2 separate regions of the Homo sapiens genome follow, and region 1 is linked to region 2. A link is an interaction called in ENCODE POLR2A ChIA-PET data of the cell type or tissue named here. Cell type or tissue: endothelial cell of umbilical vein. All regions are shown on one strand. Links, peaks and the distances in the headings refer to the core of each region. The heading gives the core; the rest is flanking DNA. Region 1 overlaps PIGN (phosphatidylinositol glycan anchor biosynthesis class N). Region 2 has its middle 100 kb from the start of LINC01544.

Evidence for each region. Peaks named below come from ENCODE experiments on the same cell type or tissue, not always from the same donor. Only the 100,000 strongest peaks of a DNase experiment are listed, where the experiment ranks them.
Region 1: POLR2A ChIA-PET joins it to region 2 with 7 read pairs; 2 of 35 experiments call an interaction of 5 or more read pairs at or near these places.

Annotation. Positions count from the first base shown.
Region 1 is chr18:62,058,860-62,064,250 of GRCh38, reverse strand. All of the region lies in intron 30 of PIGN (phosphatidylinositol glycan anchor biosynthesis class N), which reads left to right. Among named protein-coding and RNA genes, the nearest start is that of PIGN, 130 kb to the left of the region's middle. In endothelial cell of umbilical vein, for the core only: no CTCF peak of the experiment used is centred there; no DNase peak of the experiment used is centred there; H3K27ac peaks cover 925 bases.
Region 2 is chr18:61,642,542-61,647,932 of GRCh38, reverse strand. No RefSeq gene overlaps it. Among named protein-coding and RNA genes, the nearest start is that of LINC01544, 100 kb to the left of the region's middle. In endothelial cell of umbilical vein, for the core only: no CTCF peak of the experiment used is centred there; no DNase peak of the experiment used is centred there.

The sequences.
Region 1 (5,391 bases), core at 276-5,275, 420 kb before region 2:
TTAAAGACATAATGATAATGATTATAGTATAAGGCAACATGTGGTTAAGGGTTATAAAAATACAGGAGGGAGGCTGCTTCACTTAAGCCTTCAGTGACAGGAAACATTATGCCAAGTCTGGCATTTGAACTGGGCCTTGAACAAAAGGTGTAATTTCTTTTTTTGTTTGTTTTATTATGCTTTAAGTTCTAGGGTACATGTGCACAACGTGCAGATTTGTTACATATGTATACATGTGCCATGTTGGTGTGCTGCACCCATTAGCTCATCATTTACATTAGGTATATCTCCTAATGCTATCCCTTCCCCCTCCCCCCACCCCATGACAGGCCTCAGTGTGTGATGTTTCCTACCCTGTGTCCAAGTGTTCTCATTGTTCAATTCCCACCTATGAGTGAGAACATGCGGTGTTTGGTTTTCTGTCCTCACAATAGTTTGCTCAGAATGATGGTTTCCAGCTTCATCCATGTCCCTGCAAAGTACACGAACTCATCCTTTTGTATGGCTGCATAGTATTCCATGGTGTATATGTGCCACATTTTCATATGTCTGTCTAAAGTAGTCTTCCCAGACCTGTAAGTCCCCTAATTGAAATTATACCTTTTGGCACCTTTTGTAATTTCAATTAGGGGACTTACAGGTTTGGGAAGACTATTTTAGACAGACAGATGGACATGAGTAAAGCCATAGAGGTAAAAAGCCCAATGCATATGTGCATGATATGTGATAAATAATTTGGATTTCAGAAACCATAGATTTTGGCTAAAATCTATAAAACCATAGATTTTGGATAAAATCTATAAAACCATAGATTTTGGCTAAAATCTATAAAACCATAGATTTTGGCTAAAATCTATAAAACCATAGATTTTGGCTAAAATCTATAAAACCATAGATTTTGGCTAAAATCTATAAAACCATAGATTTTGGCTAAAATCTATAAAACCATAGATTTTGGCTAAAATCTATAAAACCATAGATTTTGGCTAAAATCTATAAAACCATAGATTTTGGATAAAATCTATAAAACCATAGATTTTGGATAAAGAAATTTCTAGAAAATAGCCTTTGGGAGGCTTAAGTTTTTTATTTTGATATGGTCCATTTTATTTTACATTTATTACCTGTGTTTGCTTGACACATTTTTGTTATTTTTGTTTTCCCTTCCTCTCATGAGTGTTGATGCTCAGTACATTTTAAAAGAGCTAGTGCAAGCTTGCATTTAACGTCTATCATGATGTTCCTCTTGATATTTGTGTGGTACCTCCAGCCTTATCCTTAACATTCCTTTACACAGCCCTCATGGAATAAACAGCACAAAACAGCAACGACAACAGCAAAAAAAAAAAAAAAAAAAAAAAAAAAAAAGCAGAATACAAAAGCATAAAACAAATAATGAGCATCATTCAAACCAAGGGAAACAGAATGACATATCAGCACTTATAGGCAGAGAATGCATTTATAACCACCACCACCCGGTACTAGCCATGAGAAAAGGGTGTTAACTTTATGTTTCAATGATTTATGTATACATATTAAAATATTATATTATTAATGCAATTCAGGGTAAAATATGCTATAGGAATATTTCGTGATAATATTTTTTATAATGGGAGCTGCCCTGAATATACAGTGATCCTATGCCCTGATTTCCCGGAGACTTCCTGATTTATGCCTGGTGGCCTGCTATAATCATTACACCCCCATCTATACAACATTAAAAATCCAAAGTGGATAAGAAGAAGACAAAGGCACAGCCAGTTAATAAGTTATGTTAAACCTTAGTTTATCTCATTCTCAGTATTTCATCATTGGGGATCTAACCCCCATAGGTTAAACGGGATGCTTGCTCTGAGAAACTTCTCAAAGGCAGGTATAAGAAACCTTAGATCTGTCTTCATCAGGCTGATGGCACTGAACAAATCTACATAAATTTCCCACATATTCTCTTAGTCATTCCTGATGAAATATCTCCTTGCTCTGTCTTCTTTGTCTCTTATTATGTCATCTAAAAGGTGCCCACTTTAAGAGAGGAAGTTGATTGCAGGTGGGGGGAGCAGGGTCAGGATGGAGAGGCCAAAATGAAATCTGAGTTGGTGAAGTTAGGCTTTCTAAATGGAATTGCCCCTGATTGATGCTGCAATGTGATGTTTTTCTTATTGCTAAGTTAGAATTCTAAGGTCTTTCCTTTGTATCCTCTATAGCGGTGATGTCATATAGTGCCTCTGTGAACCATGTGGTGCTGGTCTAATGGGCAGGAGTGGTTCATGCATCTTCATAAACATCTAGTTTATTGCGAGGAAAAGGCTTGGATAATGGTGGGGAAGTAGGGGGAAATGTACGTCAAGATTCAAAACTAAAGCACCATACGATAGGGTTCACATGTCAAAACTTCATTATTGTACTTTTTCTGCTTTCTGTTTGTGAGAATGTTGCATTTAAGTTTTGAGTTTCCAATTATTCTTGTGTGAAGGTACATTTGAAAAGCTGTGGTGTTTCTTGTCATGTCGCTGATATTATAAACTGACCGGCAGAGCTCCCTTCACAGGTGCCGGGGTTATTGGAATTGTGCTCCTGCACTGGTTCCCCTTCATGACGAATTTTATTCCTAAACTCCTTTGTGTTAATAGTATAATTAGCGATTTCAGCCATTCCATGCTTTTTATTCACGGGAATGGAATGTTGCCCTTTTGTCCTCACTATTTTATTGCATTTTTTTTTTTTTTTTTTTTTTTTTTTGAGACGGAGTCTCGCTCTGTCGCCCAGGCCGGAATGCGGACTGCAGTGGCACAATCTCGGCTCACTGCAAGCTCCTTTATTGCTTTTTTTTTTTGCATTTATTCCTGAAATGGCGGGAATCTGTCCCAGAATTTGAGAGAGGAGTGGGAGCTGACTGCCCCGTGAATGTAGTCTGGCATGTATCTGTAATGTTTATAGTGTTGTGGTGATTGCCATGGATTTTCAGAACACTTTTGAGAGATTTGTCACCTGTTATTAATAGTTGCAGGTTAATAAGTATAGTTTCTTAAATAATAAAGATTGTATTATTAGGGCATTAGATAGTATATCTGTTTATAGGCATAGTACTCTGTGTTTCAAATGCATCTTCAGAGCAGATTTTACCAAACTGAAATTGAGACTCAGGAAGCATACACTACAGTCAGTGTATTCAGCTGAAACTACTGGTGTGAGTTCAGTGTTTCTCTTGAGAACCTGTGGCATCGGGTATGCTTTTTAACAGCCATGTGAAAAATATCCTGCCCAGGCCATAAAACTGTTCAGCTGACAGAGCTAATTTAGTATTTTCTTCTTTTGATCTTTACACTTTATCTTCATTTATAGCAGGTCATAAACTTTATAGAGTATTGCCTTTTATACGGCATACTGAAAGTACATTTTTAAAACTAGAGAAAAAAATTCCTTTGAGGTAATTTTCATAACTATAAAAACGTATATTCAGATTTGCGTCCTCAATGCATTTGTAGTGAGGTGAATAGAGTCAGGATCATCAGTTTGATTGAGCTGAGTTTGATTTGATGGCAGTCTTCATTTGGACTTTAATTGTTTCTCACATGCACGATTGTTATACCTTATTGAAATACAAATGACAACTAACGTGTTTATCATTTCTCTTTTGATATAATGAGAACTCAAAAAAAAGAGAGAACTCATGATTCTATTCAATAGTGTTTGTATATCCTAAATGTAATTAATAAGTGTCATAAAACATCTGTACTGTTACAGTGAATACCAAACTTTATTAAAACCAATGATTCTCAGACTTTTTCTGCCCCAGTACATTGAACAGGTATGACCTGCTTCTATCGCCCATCACCCTTATAGAGGAGAAATATGATCAACATTTTGTCACCATTGTGCAGGTTGAAAAGGCCTGCCTGGCAATTCCATGTGCCTCCACACATACGCTCTTCCCCTCGACCATCACACATGCACACCTTGAGAACTGCTGATTTAAATGATGGCACAATAGTCATGGGAGGGGAGTGCGAACAGCTGAACTCATTTCAAGTTGAAATTTGATGTTCCTTTAACTCTGCTATGGCGAGATGACACCAAGACTTGATTGATGCAAGATAACACAAGCTGGATGCCTTATGGCTCAATTGCATGAAGATGATGAGCTTCACAACTGTTTCCTGCCAATTATGTTAGCTTACATGAGCCAAGAGTCAGTAATTTCAGGCCACTGTAAGGAAATGAGTGATCTGTGGAATGCCTTTTATAGACAGACTTTAGATTAAATTTGAGGATGGGTCACCTACTGGTTTTACAAACCGTTTTTGTTTAGACATCAAATCAGATTTAATATTTTAACCTGTAAGTGATGGCAAAATTCAGCAAGAAAAATCTGCTAGCATGTAATCTTTTCTTTCTTTGTTTTTATTCTTAACAGCTTTATTGAGTATAATTCATACCATAAAATTTATCTATTTTCATTTTTTAATGATTTAATAAATGTTTTAAGTCATTTTGATGATTTTTGGCAAATGTATGGAGTTGTGCAACCATCACAATCTATTTTTTGAACATTTCCATCACACAGAAAATACCCTCTACCTGTTCACAATCTGTTCCCATTACCATCCCAAGCCCAGGCAACAACAAATCTGCTTTCTGTCTCTACAGATTTGCCTATTGTGGACATTTCATATAAACAGAAAAATACAATATGTAGTTTTTTTCATCTAACTTCTTCCAGTTAGTGTAACTTTTTTTTGGCATTCATCTATATTGCAGCATGTAAAAGTACTTTATTCATTGCTGAATAATGTTCCATTGTTTGGATATACCACATTCTGTTTATCCTTTCTATAATGCTTATAAAAGATTAATCTTTTATGGTCCTTGTTGCTTTTAATCTACCTAGCTCCCCACCTCCTTGCCTGGTTTCCCCCCTGGAACCAAGGTCAGATTGAGCTTTTCTGGATTTGACCTCCAGGCTCTATGCTGAAGAGTTTGTACTCCTTCACTCATCTCATCTCTGACTACAAACTTTGGTCCCTGAAGAAGTTGGGATGATTATATCCAGTGTTTTTTTTTTTTTTTTTTTTTTTTTTTGAGACAGGGTCTCAGGGTACAGTGAGGTGATCACCACTGCAGCTTCCACCTTGTAGGCTGAAGTGATCTTCCCAACTCAGTTTCCTGAGTAGTGAGGACCACAGCTGTGTGCCGTGACACCCGGGTAATTATTTTAATTTTTATTTTTTAGAGACAGGGTCTCACTCTGCTGCCCAGGCTGGTCTCAAATTCCTAAGCTCAAGAGATCCTCCTGCCTTGGCCTCCCAAAGTCATGGGGTTAGAAGCATGAGCCACTACACCTGGCCTGGATTGAGGATTTTAATCTCAGGAGCTGGTACCAATTTTGGAGTG
Region 2 (5,391 bases), core at 59-5,058:
AAATGGAAGATTCATTTATACTTCATGTTTTCCAACTTTTGGTTTGAAAACCTGTCCCTATATTGAGGAATATTTAAAAAGAGCTTTGTTAGGTTGGGAAAATGATCACATTTGTGACATTTTTTTTCTAATGAAAAATGCATTCCAAATTTGCAACAGCCACCCTGGAAGTTTCTTTCAGGCAAGATCTGTTGGGAATGTACCATAGTGCCATGTCCAGAACCCTCGGTAGAAATGGTGCTCAATAAATATCAAATGTGTCTGACGGTAGGGAGAGGCTTTTAAAGCAATGCCTCTCCAAAATTGAAGCCATTGAGTCTGATCCACTGTATCCTTGAAATCATAACAGAACCAACCCCCTATCAGGTGGAAGTGTTCACTACCGAAATATGACCAAGTCGATTAATCATCCTTGTTTCTCCCTCAGCTCCTCAGCGCTCTCTCCCTACATTCCCTGTAGAGTGAATGTCACAACATCCACATTGGTGTCCAAGTCAGGCATCTTGGAGTTAACCTGCTGCAAGGAAAAATGTGGGCTTCAGGGGAAAACTATGCATTGTCTAAAGACAGCCCTCTGAGTTATGTGACTCTATGGGAGCTATTGTACAACTCTGTAAACCATACATAATTGATGGGATGCAAAATCATTTTTAGCTATAGCTGTGCAAATTCTGTCCTATCTTGTAGAGATTCAACTGAGTTCTCCCCCACTGTGGAAGAAACCAGTTTTACCTCCATCTGCACATTCATTTCAATATTCCTGATCTATAAATGTGTCTGTTTTTCAATTTCTCCCTTGATCCAGTTATAACATCTGCCTGGCACCTTCTTTATGAGTAAAAGAAAATCTTTAACATGTGTTCATTTTATATCCTTATGAGTCATAATTTTACCTTTTTTTGGAAAATTATCTTTTAGCACTGCCTTTTTCTCACTCATAGCTTCTCATCCTTCATTTGTTCACTTAGTTCTCTTTCTTCTAATGTCTCTCTAATTTTTCTCTTTCTCTGCAACTCCACTGCTGCAATCCAAGTTAAGTTCACTGTGATTTTTTTTTAAACATAGATCATGGCAACAGACTTCTAATTGGTGCCCTGTGTTCAACCTTGGGCCTCCCAACCCTCCCCACATTTTATTCTATACCCTTTAACTCTCTAAAAATGTAAATCCTCTCCTATCTGTTTCCTTCTTAAAGCTCCTCAAAGGTTTTGCATCATCTGTAGACTACTGGTCTTGTTAAGAAGCTGGGTCTTTGAGATACATTGTGAGCTATGTCCTGCTGTAGCCTCATAACTATTTTCCCCACTCCTTCACCTTCAATCTGAGGGCCAACCACAATTAACTTCTTCCAATAACCTTTAATACCCCACTCACTTCTGGGACTTCCCTCCTGCTGTTTCTTCTGCCTGCCTGTCTTCCCCCTCCACCTTCACTGGGCTAGCTCATCTCATCTCAGCCCACATGTAACTTTCCATGGGAGGCCATCTCTATTGTGTACCCTGTTCTTTCTCTGCAATAGAGAGCATGACACTGTAGGGCTACATCCTTTATTCCACAGAATACTGTAATCTCCATGCGGACAAGGATTGTCTTCTTAACTCTTATAACTCCCACTGCCTAGTTTAGAACGCCAATGAGTATTTATTGGATGCATGTGACTTAGGGTCTGGGCACTCAGTGTGGCCCAGCATAGCAGTGCTGGCATTTTTTCTATTATAATTTTGCAATAGTTATTAAACAATAGAGATGGACAATATCCAGAGAGACTATCATCTCCTAATCTTTCCTTGTAAACAAAGAGGTTAATCTATGTTCTTGGAGTACATAGGCAGGCAGGGGGTTATTGGCAGAGCTGGTCTTGCATCTTGGTTCTGAAGATATAACTAAGGTGGGCTGAGTCCTAGAGTTTTGTGACTCAAGTGTGCTCTGTGGGACCAGCAGCATTGGCATCCCCTGGGAGCTTGTTAGAAATGCAGAATTTTCCTTCTGAACAACAGTTATGTGGAAAAGAGAAAAAATGTAAAGAAAATAAAGAAATGCAGAACCTTAAGCCCAGCCCCAGACTTCCTGAGCTAGAATTGGGATTTTAATAAAACAAGATGCCTAAGTGACTTGATTGCACATACAGTTTGAGGAACACTGTCTAAGAGGTCCTACTTGTTGTGTGATCTTGGAGAGGTTACTTAAGCACACAAGTACTTCCATAATTGTGGAATGAGGCTTCTACTTTATACGTAGCTTATAGGGCTATAATGAAGATTCAAAGTTGATATACACAAAGACTTTGTAATAATAGCATATAGTAAGACATTGATTAAATGTTATCTTTTGAAAATATGACATAAGACCGAAGAATAAGGCACACAATTGGGATGTCAGACCTGTAGGGCAGGCATGTAGACAGGCCTGCATTCTTGTGAGCCAAGTCTGTGGGAGTTTTCACCCTTTTACACTTTTGCTGTCTCTAAACTATTCTCTAGCTTAGCTCCGAGAGTATAACTCAAGCCGAACTTGAATCATGATAAAGTCACATTATCCTCTGCACTAGGAGTGGAGAAGTGTGGAGTCCCATCCTCTCCAACAGCATTTATTGAACCTCCCTGTGGTGCCAGCCACTGAGCTAGATGTGGGAAGTGTAGAGACTACTGGCCTAGACCATGACCTTTAAGAGTTTGTGCCGTTATCTGTGAGGTTATGTGATGATCTGAGGAGCCTAAAACAGGTTGTTTTTAGAAAAGTTCTATACTACAAAATAAGATGAGAAAACAGATAATCCCATTGCTTAATATGTTGGTATGCATAATTCCATCTTACTACTCATGTATGATCGCTTTATCACCTGTTTATCTATTTGTCTGTCTTCATAAAGTTGTTTTGTATTAATGGAATGAGTCCATATGTATATATTATTCTGCAATTTGGTTTTTTCATTTAACAATGTATCACAGCATTTTTAAGACCCAGATTTCTAGTGGTATTTCATTCTTCTTAATAGGTACATAATACTTATTGAATAGATGTACCATAATTTACCTGATCATTCCCTTTGTATCCATATTGGTGTGCAATTTAACAATTGTTAAATTGTTGGATGACATCTTTTAAAGGGCAGTTTGTTTACCAAACCATTTACACTAGATTGAGCTCTTCAATTTGGCAATAGCTCTCTGAATATTCTATCACAGCAGTTGATCTTTTTCAAGAGAGAGAGCTTAGAAAATTTATCTTAATCTCTTGGTGTGCAAAGAGTATATTGATGGAGTGTTCTTGTTGGTTTTCTTTTTTTCTTTTTTTTGCATGAAGTTGGCATTGAGCTTCTTGCTTTTAGGGGAGGACTTGTCTCGTCTGGTGAGTGTTTGCAAACATTGTGGAAAAATCCAGGTGCTGCATGTTTGGGGCCTCTGGAGAAGTATAAGTGGCCTCTCAAGAAAGTTACCATGCAAGAGCAGTGAGATGGCATAACTTAGGGAAGTAAAAATTAATGATGGATGAAACTGGCTCATTTTAGAAACCACATCCTGGGCAGAAATAGGCTCTTCACTGGCTGCATCTGCAGCCCTGGCCCTGCCCACACGTCTTCCTCCAGCGGGTCTCAGCCTTTCCTTACAATGTCATCTTGTTGTGGCAACAAAAGGACCTTTTTTAAGGCAAAGACCTTTGGAATACTCCATGGCCTTCCTCCTTGAATATTGGGATGGGCTCAACGAAACCAAATCAGAAGACAGAGTCTCAAAAGACCTAAAGCAGCCTGCTGCATGATTTCCTGAGTTGGTTTTGGTACTTACTAGACCCCACGTGTGGGCAGGAGGAAAACCACTGGCTTGGTTGAAGGTAGCACCTGTAAACCTAGTCCAAAGATGCCGTGGGGAGCCAGCTGATACTTACTGGCTGATCTCAGCCACAGGCGGACCTAGAGGCTTTGGGATAAGGAGCTCAAGGTGATTAGGGAAGCACAGAGAATTCTCCTTGTCTCTAGGTTGATCCCACAACCCGGGACTGCTTCCCTACTTCTGTTTGGAGGCATCATAAACCTCCTATGCCTAAATATATCCCAGCTCCCTACCTCTGTCTCACCTCTAGCTAAGTGAGTCTTCCCTTCTACATGAAATTCTACTCTCAAAGTAGCTCAGGGAAGCAGGTGGGATGATGGAAAGGAGGGAGAAAGGAATAAAAAGTGAAAGTGAATCTGGAGCAGACAAGGAACTTTTGAATATTCATAGGAAAAGGAAGGAGCCTCACTGAAAACCAGGCAGATGCTATGGACATGCAGTTCCCAGTGTATTAGCTTCCCAGGGCTGCTGTAACAAAGTGCCACAAAGTGGGTAGCTTGGAACAAAAGAACTTCATTGTCTCATAGTTCAGGAGGCCAGCTGTCAGAAATCACCATCAGTGGGGCCATGCTCCCTCTGACACCTGTAGAGGAAGGACACTTCCTTGCCTGTTCCAGTTTCTGGTAGCCCCAGACGTTCCTGGGCTTGTGGCAGCATCACTCCAACATGGCATGATTCATTCTTCCTGGGTGTCTTCACATCATCTTCCCTCTGTACATGTCTGTCTCTGTATGCAAATTTCCCCTTTTTATGAGAATACCAGTCTTATTGAATTAAGAGCCCACCTTAATGACTTCATTGTAACTTGGTGACCTCTCTAAAGACCCTATTTCAAAATAAGGTCACATTCTGAAGTACTGGGGATTAGGACTTCAACATATCTTTTTTGGGGGAACAAAATTCAACTCATGACACAGAGGAAGGATTTCAAAAAGCTAATAAGCTTATGAACAGCGAGGACATATTGTAGGGAAGGACAGCTTTCTTTACTCACCCATGGCTAGGTTCATGGCTAAGATCCCTATAACAAAAGATAGATTAACAAGAGAAAAACATACACATTTAATATAAGTTTTATGTGACATGGGGACATAAAGAAGCAAGGAAACCTATGTATTTTTAGGCTAAGTTTCATGAAGAAGTGGGTAGTTGTGGAGAAGTATGAGTGTGGACAAAGGGGGTATAATCTAATGTTACTAAGTTGGGGGGAATTTAGCAAGGCCTGTTTGTTCAGATTCTTCTCTGTATCTTTAGAGTTAAGGATGTTCCTTTACTCAGGGAGAAATGGGAGGAGAACTCTGGAATGAAAGTTTTATGGCTTGCTTCATGGGAGTAGCATGAGTGGAAGCTAAGAGTGACCTTCCTGCTTCTGCTGTTTTCTCAAATGCCAAGGCGCCATATTTTGGGCTAGCATGTCCTAAACCCATCAAGATAATCAAAACCACTAGCAATCAGAGGAATGCAAATTAAAACGACACTTTCCTCTATAGGGGTTGCAAAAACTAGAAAGCTGTTAATGCCAATTGTTGGTTAGAGTGTGAGGACAGAGAAACACTCATGT